2 separate regions of the Homo sapiens genome follow, and region 2 is linked to region 1. Evidence: chromatin contacts called from ENCODE Hi-C or POLR2A ChIA-PET data. All regions are on one chromosome and are shown on one strand. Each heading gives the region's core, a stretch centred on a gene start or an enhancer-like site at or near the end of the contact. The rest is flanking DNA. Distances are from core to core; before and after follow the strand shown.

Region 1 (7,522 bases), core at 2,978-5,477:
CAGCATGTAGCTAAGTCTTAAAAAACTTGAGGCTGAGGTGGGTGGATCATGAGGTCAGGAGACCAAGACCATCCTGGCTAACATGGTGAAACCCCGTCTCTACTAAAAATACCAAAAAAATTAGCCGGGTGCGGTGGTGGGTGCCTGTGGTCCCAGCTATTCGGGAGGCTGAGGCAGGAGAATGGCGTGAACCCGGGAGGCAGAGCTTGCAGTGAGCCGAGGTCACGCCACTGCACTCCAGCCTGGGTGACGGAGCAAGACTCCATCTCAAAAAAAACAAAAACAAAAAAACAAAAACAAAAAAAACTTAATTGATATTTTGGTTACAACTGACTGCAAGCAACACCAAACTTATAGTTTGAGTCCAATCAAGTAATTTGCTTAAAAAAAATCAACCAAGTAACATCACTGAGAATGATGAAATAGAGAGTGCCAAGAATTTGTTTCTCTACTGAAGCAACCATAGAGTTGGCAAAAACTAACAGAATCAAACTTTTTTAGAACCCTGGATCCAATTAAGAAAAAAACTTAAAACAACTATGGAGTATTTTATGAAGAAAGAGGTGCTACATTTTAGCATTTAAGAAAATCTCTTTCAAGACACTGGCTGACCACTGAGCTAACAGATGTAGAATTCAGTGACCATATACAACAAAGAATACAGTCTTTGCCAAAAACAGTTTGAAAAAGTCACAAAAGAAAAAGACGATGGCAGCATATAACAAACAATAGCAGCAAACTCTGGGGAGGGTGAGGAGAATCTGATTTCCAGAGTTACCACATTAGAATATTCAAAATGTCCAGTTTTTAACCAAAAATTTATAAGGCATGCAAAAAACAGGAAAATATCGCCCATTTACAGAGAACATTAATTAATTAACAAAAACTATCCTTGAGGTAGCTCAGACATTGAGCTTCCTAGACAAAGAGTTTAAAACACTTGTCTTAAGTATGTTCAAAGAGTTAAAGGAAACTATGAACAAAGAAACAAATAAAACCAAAAGATGTCTCAATAAATAAAGGATATCAATAAAGAAAGAAAAATTATAAAAAGGAACTAAGTAGAAATTTAGAGTTAAAAATTATAACTGAAATGAAAATGTTTACTAGGTGGGTTCAACAGCATATTTGAGCAGGCAGTACAAAGAATCAGTGAATTTGAAGATAGGTCAATTGAGATTACCCAATTGGAGGAGCAGAGAGAAAAATGGGTGAAGAAAAATAAGCAGAGCCTAAAAGACCTGCGATACAACATCAAGCATAACAACATATGCATTATGAGAGTACCAGAAGGAGAGGAGAGAAAGGTATAAAATGAATATTTGAAGAAATAATGGCCAAACAGTTCCCAAATTTGCTGAAAGACATCAATCTACACATCCAAGAAGCTAAACAAACCTCAAGTAGGAGAAACTCAAAGACATTCACACCAATATACATTATAATCAAATTGTCAAAAGACAAAGAGAGAGTCTTGAAAGCAGCAAGAGAGACCTGAATAGTCACATGCAAGGGATCCTAAGGAAGACTTACAGATGATTTCTCATCAGAAACCACAAAGACCAGAGGGCAGTGAATTGATATATTTAAAGTGATAAAAGAAAAACAAGTCTGTCAACCAATAATTCTATATATGGCACAATGATTCTTCAAAATGAAATAGAAATTAAGACATTTTCAGATAACAAAGGTTGAGGAAGCTCATCACCAGCAGACCTTCCCTATAAGAAATACTAAGGAAAGTTCTTTCAGTTAAAATGAAAGGATAGTAACAATAAATTGATGCCATATAAAGAAAAAAGATAAGATCTCTGGTAAAGATAACTACACAGATAAATATAAAAATCTAGTATTATTGTATGTTTGGTATATAAATCACTTCTTTTTCCTATATGATTTAAAAGACAAATAAATACAAGAAAAATTATTAATCTATGTTAACAGGAACACAATTTCTAAAGATGTAATTTGTGACAATAACATAAAGGAGGAGAAGACAGCTGTACAGGCACAGAGTTTCTGTATGCTATTGAAGCTAAGCAGGTATCAATTCAAACTAGATTATTATGAATTTAGAATGTTAGTTGTAATTCTTAGGGTAACCATTAAGAAAGTATCTTTAAGATATCCAGAAAAAAAAATGAGGAGGGAATCAAAATGGCACACTACAAGAAAATCAACTAAACACAAAAGAAGGCAGTAGTAAAGGAATTAAGGAACAAAAAAAGATACGACATAAAAAACAAGTAGCAAAATGGCAGAAACAAGCCCTTCTTTACCAGTAATTTCTTTAAAAGAAAATGGATTATATTCTCCAGTTAAAAAGCAGAGATTAGAAGAATGTATTTTTTAAAAAGTATTATCCAGCTATATACTATCTATAAAAGACTCATTTTAGATCCAAAGACAAATACCTTGAATGTGAAAGTATATCAAAATATATCTCATGTGGGGAAAGATGGCAGATAGGAGGCAGGACTAGCATGCAGCTCCCACTCGGATGGATAGAATAGCATGTGGAGACTTTTGCTCCAAGAACTACCACAAGAACATACCAGGAAAGCCAAGAGAATCTACAGAGCCTTTGAAGGAACTGGATCACCAATCCAGGCTCCCTGAGATGCCAAAAAACTGTGAGTCTGCTTGGTTTCTCAACAGGAAGGCTCGTGGTCTGGAGCAAGTTCTCAGCCCAGGTCACTGGCTGCCTGGAAATAGACGTGGTACTGTTGTGGGGGCACAGTGGGAGTGACGCTGGCCTTTAGCACTGCGGGCTGCATGGGAGCAAGGTGAGGCCTTAGACTGCCAACTTTCCCCACTTCCTTGGTGACTCAGAAGAGGCAGCCATAATCCCCTTGGGAATATAACTCCATTGGACTGGGAACCACACCCCCTGACACAGGAGCCACAGCAAGCCCCGCCAAATGAGAGGCTGAGCTCAGACACACCTATCCCTGCTCCCACCTGGTGGTCTTTCTCTACCTGCCCTGCTAGCTGAAGACAAAAGTTATAATCTCTTGGGATCTCTATGGCCCTGCCCACCGCCTGAGAAACCAGAATACTTAACCAGGTTTGCATCCTTCCTATAAAACCACAGCCAATGTGATCTTGCAAGTGCCACCTCCCGACTGGAGGCCAACCAACACAAAACCGGTGCACCAAACAAAAACACAACCAAGGATCCTCACAGAGTCCACTTCACTCTCCCGCTACCTCCACCAGAGCAGGTGCTGGTAGCCATGGCTCTAAGACCTCAAGATAGATCACATCACAGGACTCTTTGCAGACACTCCTAGTACCAGCCCAGAGCCCAGTAGTTCCACAGGGTGGCTAGACTCAGAAGAGCAAAAACAGACACTACAGTTCAGCTCTCAGGAAGCCCCATTCCTAGGGGAAGGGGGAGAACACCACATCAAGGGAGCACCCGGTGGGACAAAAGAATTTGAACAGCAGCCCTTGAATCCCAAATCTTCCCTCTGACAGTCTACCCAAATGAGAAGGAATCAGAAAAACAATTCTGATAATATGACAAAGCAAGGTTCTTTAACACCCCCAAAAGATCATACCAGCTTACCAGTGTGAACCCAGAAAATCTGAAATAGGTCTCAATTTAGAAAGTTTATTTTGCCAAGGTTGACGATGCACCCGTGACACAGCCTTAGCAAGTTCTGACGACATGAGCCCAAGGTGGTCAGGGCACAGCTTAGTTTTATACATTTTAGGGAGACATGAGACATTAATCAATATACATAAGAAGTACATTGGTTCAGTCTGGAAAGGCAGGACAACTTGAAGCAAAGGTAGGAAGACTCAAAGTGGGGAGGGGACTTCCAGGTCACAGACAGGTGAGAGGAACAGTTGCATTCTTACGAGTTTCTAATCAGCCTCTTCGAAGGAAGCAATCAGATATGCATCCATGTCAGTGAGCAGAGGGGTGACTTTGAATAGAATGGAAGGCAGGTTTGCCCCAAGCATTTCCCAGCTTGACTTTTCTCTTTAGCTTAGTGATTTAGGGGCCCCAAGATTTATTTTCCTTTCACATCAGCAATGGATCCAAATCAAGATGAAATCTCTGAATTGCCAGAAAAAGAATTCAGAAGGTCGATTATTAAGTTAATCAAGGAGGTGAGAGGAGAGAAAGACCCTCTCACATTGTTTTATATTGTTTCATATTCAGTAAAAACAACAAGGAAGTAAAACCAAAGACAGGCAGCCTGGCGCCAGGCCCGAAACCAGGCCTGGGCCCACCTGGCCTAAACCCAGTAGTTAAAAATCAACTTATGATTTAGAAGCAGATGTTATTCATAGATTCCTTACATTGTATAGAAGAACATTGTGAAACTCCCTGCCCTGTTCTGTTCCTCCCTGACTACCGGTGCATGCAGCCCCTGTCACGTACCCCTTGCTTGCTCAAATCAATCACGACCCTTTCATGTGAAATCTTTAGTGTTGTGAGCCCTTAAAAGGGACAGAAATTGTGCACTCGGGGAGCTCGGATTTTGAGACAGTAGCTGGCTGATGATCCCAGCTGAATAAAGCCCTTCCTTCTACAACTTGGTGTCTGAGAGGTTTTGTCTGTGGATCATCCTGCTACAGAGGTACCAGAGTAAAGTGAAGTCCAACTTAAAGAAATCAAAAACATGATACAGGATATGAAAGGAACATTCTTCAGTGAAATAGATAGCATAAATAAAAAACAATCACAACTTCTGGAAATCAAGGACACACTTAGAGAAATGCAAAATGCACTGGAAAGTCTCAGCAATAAAATTGAACAAGCAGAAGAAAGAAATTCAGAGCTCAAAGACAAGGCTTTTGAATCTGCCCAATCCATCAGAGACAAAAAAGAATTTTTAAAAATGAACAAAGCCTCCAAGGAGTTTGAAACTATGTTAAATGTCCAAACCTAAGAATAATTGGTGTTCTCAAGGAAGAAGATAAATCTAAAAGTATGGAAAACATATTTGAGGAAATAATAGAGGAAAACTTCTCCAGCCTTGCTAGAGATCTAGACATTCAAATACAAGAAGCTCAAAAAACATCTGGGAAATTCATCACAAAAAGATCATCGCCTAGGCACATAGTCATCAGGTTATCTAAAGTCAAGACAAAGGAAAGAATCTTAAGAGCTGTGAGGCAAAAGCATCAAGTAACCCATAAAGGAAAACTTATCAGATTAACAGCAGAAACCCTACAAGCTAGAAGGGATTGAGGTCCTATTTTTAGCCTCCTTAAACAAAACAAGTATCAGCCAATAATTTTGTGAAACTAAGCTTCATACATGAAGGAAAGATACATTCTTTTCCAGACAAACAAATGCTGAGAGAATTCGCCACTACCAAGCCAGCACTACAAGAACTGCTAAAAGGAGCTCTAAATCTTGAAACAAATCCATGAAATACACCAAAACAGAACCTCCTTAAAGCATAAATCTCATGGGACCTATATAATAATAACACAATGAAAAAAAAAACCCAAGGTATTCAGGCAAAAAAATAGCATTATGAATAGAATAGCTCTTCATATCTCAACACTAACATTGAATGTGTATGACCTAAATGCCCCACTTAAAAGATACGGAATGGCAGAATGAATAAGAATTCACCAATCAAGTTTCTACTGTCTTCAGGAGACTCACCTAACACATACGGATTCACATAAACTTAAGGTAAAGGGGTGGAAAAAGATATTCCATGCAAATGGACACTAAAAATGAGCAGGAGGAGCTATTCTTATATCAGACAAAATAAACTTTAAAGCAACAACAGTTATAAAAGACAAAGAGGGACATCATATAATGATAAAAGGACTAGTCGAGCAGGAAAATATCACAATTCTAAATATAGATGCACCTAACACTGGAGCTCTCAAATTTATAAAACAATTACTACTTGACCTAAGGAGATAGGCAGCAACACAATAATAGTGGCGGACTTTAATACTCCACTGACAGCACTAGACAGGTCATCAAGACAGAAAGTCTACAAAGAATCAATGGACTTAAACTATATTCTACAACAAAAGGACTTAACAGATATTTACAGAACATTCTACTCAACAACTGCAGAATATACATTCTATTCATCAGCACATGGCACATTCTCCAAGACAGACCATATGATAGGCCACAAAACAAGTCTCAGTAAATTTAAGAAAACTGAAATTGTATCAAGTACTCTCTCATACCACAGTAGATTAGAACTGGAAATCAACTCCAAAAGGAACCCTCAAAACCAGGCAAATACATAGAAATTAAATAACCTGCTCTTGAATGATCACTGGGTCAACAATGAAATCAAGAGGGAAATTTAAAAATTCTTTGAACTGAATGATAATAGTGATTTCACCAGTGGAGAGTGTCCAGGCTCTTGGCATCTTGAACAAAGAACTGGACAAAACACACAAACAAAGCAGGGAAGGGATGAACAGGTTTATTGAAAAAATGAAAGTACACTCCACAGCGTGGGAGTGGGCCAAAGCATAGGAGCTCAAAGGCCCCGTTACAGAATTTTGGGGAGTTTAAATACCCGCTAGAGGATTCCATTGGTTACTTTGGGTACACCCTATGTAAATGGAGAGGATGAAGTAAAGTTACAAAGTCATTTATGGCATACGCCCTATGGAGAGGATATTTCCTGTCATAGCTGAAGTGTGAATCAGCCTTATGTTCCCTACCTCCAGACCCTATTTTCCTGCCTCAGTGACATAACCTATCAAAACCTCTGGAGTACAGCAAAAGCAGTGTTAAGAGGAAAGTTCATACCATTAAATGCCCACATCAAAAAGTCTGAGAGAGCACAAATAGATAATCTAAGGTCACATCTCATGGAACTGGAGATGTAGCAGGACAAGCTGCAGACAAAATTCCTTAGACACAGGGTTAAAGAACGAAGGAGCTTTATTCGGCTGGGAGCTTCAGCAGACTTGCATCTCAAAAGCTGAGCTCCCCAAGTGAGCAATTCCTGTCCCATTTAAGGGCTTACAACTCTAAGGGGGTCCATGTGAGAGGGTTGTGATCGATTGAGCCAGCACGGGGTACGTGACTGGGGGCTGCATGCACCAGTAATTAGAATGGAACAGAACAGGACAGAGATTTTCACAATGCTTTTCCATGCAATGTCTGGAATCTATAGATAACACAAGCAGTTAGGTCAGGGGTTGATTTTTAACTACCAGGCCCAGGGCTTGCATCGGGCTATCTGCCTGCGGATTTCATTTCTGACTTTTAGTTTTTACTTCTTTCTTTGGAGGCAGAAATTGGGCATAAGACAATATGAGGGGTGTTCTCCTCCCTTATTCTCCCACTTTTGAGAACTTCACTCATTAGTGGGAGTTCTCACTTTCATCCTCACTACCCATGCCTTCTCGTAGGACAGATCAATAGTGATTTATATAGTATACGTGTGCTGAAGCATTTTGGTGAACTAAGGTAGCGATGAAGCTTTTTATCATTTGAAGGAGTACAGGTAGCAAACAAGGGAATAGTAAGCAGGTTCCTATTACTATTATAATTTCTATTATAAGA
Region 2 (7,522 bases), core at 2,623-5,122, 94 kb before region 1:
CAGTACAAAGCTCTCTGAGGCTGTTTCTTCATCTGTGAAATAGAGATGAAACGTGATAACTGAAAAATCATGAGATCTATAAATTTGGAGAGAAGACTTTATTTCTTTTCTTTCTTCCTTTTTTTCTTTTTCTTTTTTAGAGACAATGTCTCACTCTGTCCCCCAGGCTGAAGTGCAGTGATGCAATCATGGCTTACTGCAGTCTCCATCACCTGGGCTCCAGCGATTCTCCTGCCTCAGGCACCCCAGTAGCTGGGACTACACGTGCATGCCACCCCGGCTGGTTAATTTTGTAAGTTTTTGTAGAGACAGCGTCTCACTATGTTGCCTAGGCTGGTCTCAAGCAGTCCTCCCACCTTGGCCCCCTGAAGTGCTGGGATTATAGGTATGAGACTTTATTTCTCATGAAGAGTTACAGCCTACAAGGTGGCCATTCTGATGGGCTGGGGAGCTCAGTCTTTGGCAGAGTCCAGAGACAGACACTTCAAGGGAGGAGGGGTTGGACAGAAATTTAAGCTGAACGCATTGACCAAATATACATATTCAACAGGTTATAGGAGGAGCTATGAATATTCATGAGGTGATCCTAATGTATGCATATGGAATAAACATGCATGTTTCATAAGACCCATGTTCACCTTGGGTTGGAGACTTAACATTCAAATGCATATATACATCAAAAGGTGAAGCAAGGACATGAAGGGCTCAAGTGCGGTGTCTATAAACTGGCCAGAACCCATCCATGGTCGGTGGTCTCTTATCAGAAAAAATTCCTGAAACAGTCTCTAGTCCAATCAGAGCTATAGTTATGGCTGGTGGAACGGGGATCAGTTAGTTAGTGTCTGGCGGTGGAGGAGCTGCAAATTGTTTTACCACTGCTTATCTCAAGACCAGGGCTTATTTAGCTGCTAGAGAAAAAGAGAAATGTTGTGGCAGTGAGAACATAGTTTATTCTTTAGTGTATGGGTGTGGGACTTAACCCTTGCCTGGCGTGACCCTAGGTCATGTTTATAGTTTGGCATCTTATTGCCACAAAGAGTCCATTCTGTCAGTCTTATGATCTCTGTTTTAACATTAATGCTGCTCAGGTGTAGTGTCTAAGCCACAAAAGGGAGGAGGATAAACGAGGTGTGTCTCTTGTCCCTTCATGGCCAAGAACTCAGTTTTTAAAGGTTTCTCTGGGGTCCCCTTGGCCAAGAGGTGGGTTGTCCATTCAGTGAATTGAGGGGCTTAGATTTTAGTTTTAGTTGACACAAGAAGCCTCCTGGCAGGACTGTCCTAAACCCTGTTATCTTGCCCGATCTTCTCCTAAGTATGTGGTACAGCTTCTTCCTCCTGGGAGACCGCCCCCAGCCTCGCCCAGTGACCTGGGGCTGGTCACTTGCCCTCTCTGATCCTTAGTGCCATTGTCTGCAAAACACCTTCCCAGAGCTGTCATATGGCTTGGATGAGCTGATGGATAGATTAGTGCTTCCAAAATTCTGAGAGCTGAGCAGATATGAGCCATTATTAATACAGCAGTGATGGTGATGGTGATGACTCTTATAATTCTGGAAGCAGAGGATGAGGAGGAAGTAAATCATGACACGTACGTGCCAGGTCAGCCTGATCTCACTGACAACCCAGGAGAATAAATCACTAGGAAGGCCCCCTGAGGTAGGAGGAAGCTCAGGAGAAAAATGGGGACTCTGCAGGTGGGCGGGGGGACCACGGTTCACAGCTGTTGTTCTACAGGTGCTGCAGGGCTCCAGCTTGGGCACTGGCTGGCCTTCAGCCCCCAGCCCTGGCTCTGCCACTGACATGCTGGTCAGGTCTCATTCCCTGCCTGGTCCTCAGTTTCCTTATTATAAAATGGTGGAGGGTGGGGGGTGCAGGTGCAGTGGCTCATGACTACAATCCCAGTGCTTTGGGAGACCGAGGCAGGAAGATTACTTGAGGCCAGGAGTTCGATGCAAGCCTGGGAAACATAGTGAGACCCTGTCTCTACCAAAAATTTAAAAATTAGCCAGGTGTGGTGGCACATGCCTGTGGTCCCAGCTACTGGGGAGGCTGAAGTGGGGAGGATCCCTTGAGCCCAGGAGTTGGAGGCTGCAGTGAGCTATGATCGCACCACTGTACTCCAGCCTGGGCAGCAGAGCGAGACCCTGTCTCTAAAAAAAAAAAAAAAAAAAAAATTTTAATGGTGGTTGGGGATGGGGGTGGTGGGGGTTGGGGGAAGAGTCTCATTCTGCTCTGCCCCTGTCTTTTGGAGTCTCATTCTGCTCATGGCCCACATGAGCTAATGGCTGTGCCACTGTTTTCCTAAAGTGTCAAGTGTGGGATTACAGTTATTAATGTGTCTCCTTGGAGAGAGGACACGGGAGAGGGGTGGTGCAGCAAAGGCTGGGAGGGATGCCGAGGGTGGGAGTTGGGGATGGGGTGAGTGGGGGTGGCAAATGCGCGATGGGAGCAAGCCCCTGCCAGGCCGTGGATAATTTGGAAGAAGGGCCCTGCTCCCTAAAGACTTTGCAACACTGCCCCCTGGGGGCTGGAGAGGAAGCCTGTGCCCTGACTTTTCCTCTGAGGCTTCAGTCAGGGAGGGGACCTTGAAGGACCACTGTCCAGAGGCTGAACTGGGTGGGCCAGAAGAAACCCAGCTAGGGCAGTCATTGCCTGCCCGCGTTCCCCACCTGTCCATTCCACTTCACGAGCCTCTCAAATCTGCAGCCCTGTCCTGGCCTAGCCCACCACTGCTCTTGTCTGGGCCATGCCCCGGCCTCTTTCCTACCTCCAGTTTCACACCAGCCCATCTTCTTGCAAGCCAGAGGGAACTTTCTGACCCTTAAATCCTACCATGCCCCTTTCTGTGTAAAACCCTGACCCAGCTCTCAGTAACCCCAGGAGAGACCATCCTTCTCAGCCTGACACTGAGTGGCCCCTGTCTCTCTGTCCAATCACATCTTCTGCAGGTCACTATCCTCACTCGCAGATGAGACATTACAGGAGTGTTTAGAGCAAGGAAGGCGCTGGGGTAGGACTTCTCGGGTGTGACTGCTGGCTTCCCCCCTTAGTAGCTGTGTTATTTAATTCTTAGTTTGCGGTTTTTTTTTTTTTTTTTGAGACAGAGTCTTGCTCTGTCACCCAGGCTGGAGTGCAGTGGCATGATCTCGGCTCACTGCAACCTCTGCCTCCTGGGTTCAAGCAATTCTCCTGCTTCAGTCTCCTGAGTAGCTGGGACTACAGCTGTGCACCACCACACCTGGCTAATTTTTGTATTTTTAGTAGAGACAAGGTTTCACCATGTTGGCCAGGCTGGTCTGGAACTCATGACCTCAGGTGATCTGCCCATCATGGCCTCCCAAAGTGCTGGGATTACAGGCGTGAGTGCCCAGCCTGCAGTACTTTTTTAAACTGTAAAGTATATATAACATAAAATGTTAACGTAAAATTCAGTGGCATGAAGTACATCTACACTGTTGTACAACCATCCTCACCATCCATCTCCAGACCTCCCTCATCTTTCCAAACGGAGACTCAGATTCATGTGTTCTTCATTCCACCTCTGTTTTCTCATCTGACGGATGGAACTAATCACTGAATGTGTTTTGCATGTGCTTACAGGTGGGTAATAGGTACTCAGGCAATGTTACGATTGTTTTCTTCTCTTGAGGAAGCTGCTCTGGAAAGTCAGTGCAGCAGCACCACATGGAGTGATCTCTAGAAACCCACAGCCTACCGCTGCCCGGCTTCATTTCTGTGGCTCGGGCAGATTTTCTGAGAGCTGCTGGGGAAGCATGCCGCCCATCTCATCTGGGAAGATGAGTCACTTCCTCTGCTGCTGGGTTATGAGCCTAGGGATGGGGAAGGCAGGAAGCAGAACACAAGCAGCTGCTTCTCAGCTGGGCGGGGCCTCCGCAGTGGCTCACATAAGAACCACGTGGCAAGGTGGATTCTCTCTGGTGTCTGGACCAGGGTAGGACACCCTAACTTGCCTGTGTGCCAGCTCTCTCAGGAGGGGCTGGAGCAGGCTAACTTGCTTCCATCAGTGTTGCTTATTCAGAGCACAACAGTTTGCGTTTTGCTTGATTCTCTCCTTTTCACATCATGCTCCCAACACATCATCCGCCCCCCACATTCTGTGCACACACTTCCAAGATTCACTCACTCCAACTGTTCCTGGCATGCGCGTCTAAAATCATCTCACCTTCCAAGTGGCACTGTCCTCATTTAAATGCATGTCTTTTTTTTGTCCCCTAGGTGGAACTAGGGGAGAGACCAGGCCTCAGGCCTCCCTGATGGATCCTGGTTTCTGGCCTGCTCTCTGGCCAGGGGAGCAAGTGGATCTCTCCAGCAAACAAGCTGAATGGTGGTGTCAGAATCAGAGCTGGGTCCAGACAGGACGCTTAGAGGGCCACAGAATCTCCTCCTAAGAGTCCTTCAGCTGGGGACTCTAGTCTTTTCAGTTAAAGACATCAACCATCCTCCAGAAAGAGCCAGCGGTGGCAAGCAGTTAGCTTAAGCAAACCAGTCAAGTCTTTGGAGTAGCTTAGGCTGGAACTCGGCCAACATTAGTTGTGTGGCATGGGGCAGATACTTCATTTTTCTAAGCCTCAGTTTCTTCTTCAAAATGGATGCAATGATCATGACTAACACTCATTATTTGCCAAGCACTGTTCTAAGCACTTGTATCAGCTCAGTTAATGCTCCAAACAACCTATTATAATCCCCAATTTACAGATGAGGAAACTGAGGTACAGAGAGACCTGCCAAGGTCACACAGTTGGTAAGAGGCAGATCAGGATCTTAACCTAGACAATCTGGCCCCAGAGTCCAAGCCCCTAACCATGGCACTTAACCGTCTCAGAGGGCAAATTTGAGGACTCAGTCATTATCCACTGGTCCCTAAGCCATGAGGTTGAATACAGAATGATCCAAGTACTAAGCTGCTGCCTTTGACTGACCCTGGGCATTTTACTTTCCTTGTCAAATCTCAGGTTTCCCTCCTACAACAGGAGGGGCTTGAACCCCAGCTCCGGCTCAGCAGAGAGCTCACCATTTGCCTGGAAACCTGCCCCTCCCTGGTCCCTGTTCTGAGCCCCTCCCATCTCCTCAGAGTCAGCCCCCATCCCTGCAGCCTGTGTGGCAACTCTGCCTTCATATTTCTGTCTGTCTTATTCCCTCTTCTCCCTAAATTCAAAGACCACTCCTTGTTCCTGTAGAACCCTTGCACAGCCTCCTTAATCATCTGTGACTCCCGTCTCCCTAGTTCTAATCCATCCTCCACATTCTACTGGAGCCATCTTTCCAAACACTAATCTTTTTTTTAGACAGGATCTTACTCTGTCATTCAGGCTGGAGTGCAGTGGTGCCATCCTAGCTCACTGTAGCCTCAAACAAGCAATCCTCCCACCTCAAGCTTTCCAAGTAGCCGGGACCACAGGCATGCACCACCATGCACAGCTAATTTTTTTTATTTTTATTTTTGTAGAGACAGAGTCTTGCTATGTTGCCCAGGCTGGTCTCAGACTCCTGGGCTAAAGTGATCCTCCCACCATGGCCTCCCAAAGTGCTGGGATTACAGGTGTGAGACACCTTGCCCAGCTCCCAACCCTAATCTTATTGTGCCCAGCCATTCTCCTCAGAGCAAAGCCTATTTCTTAGCCTAACATTTGCTGCTCATCACCACACACCTATAACCTACCTTTTGCACTTTCATCCCTGGCGCCTGCATATGCACAGTTCCCTCAGCTCAAATGCCCTTCCTGCCTTTTACCACTGGATAAGCACAGATCCATCCTTCACCTGATAAGGACGACCTCCAATCCCTCCCAGCACCACCCAAGTGTTCCCTGCTTCCTCCTGAAAGAATACACACGTGCTCACAGTCATACCCTAGTTCTCCACGTGTCCTTGGCTGACCAGCATCGAGCAGGCTGGCCATTCACTCGAGGAGCTTCCCATCAGCCAGTTCCTCTGCCTGCAGCCTTCCTCCTGTTCACTCATCTGAGCTGCTCCAATGCTCCAATGCAAATGGAGTTTTTCTTCCCCTTCTCAGACACTGGACTAAGAATGGGGGCAACCCAGGGTCACCTGTCACAGGACTGGCATAATCCAAAAGAGAAACTGAGTGCAAGAGTCTCAGGCTTTGCAGGGTGAGAAACCTCAGAGGGGAAGGCATCCAGCGGGTGGAATCTCTGTGGCTGTGGTGGCGATTGCACTGAGGCACCTGATGATTTGCAAAGAGCTCTCACATAGAGTAGCTCACTAAACCTCACTCGAGCCAATGTTGCCATTATTATTACCCCCATTCCCAAAGAGGAAACAGAGGCAGAGAGAAGTGAAGTCATGCGCGCCCAAGGACACACAGGTGGTACGTGGAACTGAGATTTGAGACCAGGTGCGTTTGGCCCCCAAAGCTGATGCCCTTGCGCTGGGGCCACACTGCCCCCTGGTGGCAGCGAGGATGGTGGCGGTGATGAGTATGCCGGAGGCCCAGCACTGGGGACACATTCTGGACTCTCCTACCCTGAGCTCCATGGCCTCCTCTGCATGGTCGGTAAGGTGGCCCAGGTTCTCTCTGGACATATTCATAACCTCCCTTTGGCACTTTCCTTTTCCAGCCTCTCGCGTCTGTCGGAGCCTCGCACACCTGGGGGAGTGAGGGCGGTAGGGGCCAGACAGAGAGACAGAGCTCCACCGTTCCCAGTGTTTCCAGGGCAGAGCAGCGCCAGGACAGGGCACAGGCAGCCAGCCTCTGGTTTAGGGGGAACTTCAAGGGTTGGGCTATTTTTTTGTTCTTAGCTTAAAAGTATTCCTGAAATACACGGGCTCCTGCTGAAGACATTTCCGTGCCTCTCCGATTTCTGTGGAGGGAGACAGTGGATGGACTGTGAGTGTCTGGACTTCCCCATGGTCCCAGGAGAGGGACAGTGGCTTGTGCAACCTGGATGAAATGTTTATGACGTCTGCTTGTGACTGTTACCTCTTCTCAACCTGCACTACACCAGCTCAGAGCTTGCACTTAAGAAATACCTGATGATGAGGCCGGGCATGGTGGCTCACGCCAGCACTTTGGGAGGCCGAGGTGAGTGGATCACGAGGTCAGGAGTTCAAGATCAGCCTGGTCAAGGTGGCAAAACCCCGTCTCTACTAAAAATACAAAAAAAAAAAAAAAAAAAAAAAAAAAAAAGCCAGGCGTGGCGGCAGGTGCCTGTAATCCCAGCTACTCAGGAGTCTGAGGCAGAGAATTGCTTGAACCTGGGAGGCGGAGGTTGCAGTGAGCAGAGATTGCACTACTGCACTCCAGCCTGGGCGACAGAGCAAGACTCCATCTCAAAAAAAAAAAAAAAAAAGAAAAAAAAAAAAGAAATACCTGATTATCAATCCTCCATTTTGCAGAAGAGAAAACAGATTCTCAGAGAGCTAAATGCCAGGCTTGAATCCAAATTAGTCTGGCACCAAGATCGGAGCATTTAACCACTATACTGCCTCCCAGTCCCGTTCAATGGGGAACAAACACTTCTACAGTCTCAATATCTTCACA

What was found. Hi-C counts contacts between places; a loop is a spot of excess contacts on that map. ChIA-PET counts read pairs that join two places held with the same protein, here RNA polymerase II (POLR2A). Pooled maps may share reads with other maps.
Region 2: a loop to region 1 is called in a map of OCI-LY7, with 2.8 times the contacts of the local background. The contact joins two enhancer-like sites. A Hi-C loop is called at or near these places in 2 of 168 maps with a recorded cell type or tissue (HepG2 and OCI-LY7), 1 of 37 single-sample maps with no recorded cell type and 3 of 50 pooled maps. POLR2A ChIA-PET finds 5 or more read pairs at or near these places in 4 of 52 experiments (GM12878, OCI-LY7, T-cell and 1 more).

What each region holds. Positions count from the first base shown.
Region 1 is chr11:75,046,461-75,053,982 of GRCh38, reverse strand. No RefSeq gene overlaps it. Among named protein-coding and RNA genes, the nearest start is that of OR2AT4, 47 kb to the left of the region's middle. Within about 2 kb of position 4,227, at least 3 of the 41 ENCODE cell types and tissues checked have a DNase peak (open chromatin) inside an H3K27ac peak, as active enhancers do; they include OCI-LY7, where a contact is called at or near this core.
Region 2 is chr11:75,139,626-75,147,147 of GRCh38, reverse strand. LOC107984358 (a long non-coding RNA gene) reads left to right here and starts at 7,022. Exons shown (of 3, transcript XR_001748297.2): 1 at 7,022-7,063. RefSeq lists an enhancer at 3,357-4,556. Within about 2 kb of position 3,872, at least 15 of the 41 ENCODE cell types and tissues checked have a DNase peak (open chromatin) inside an H3K27ac peak, as active enhancers do; they include OCI-LY7, where a contact is called at or near this core.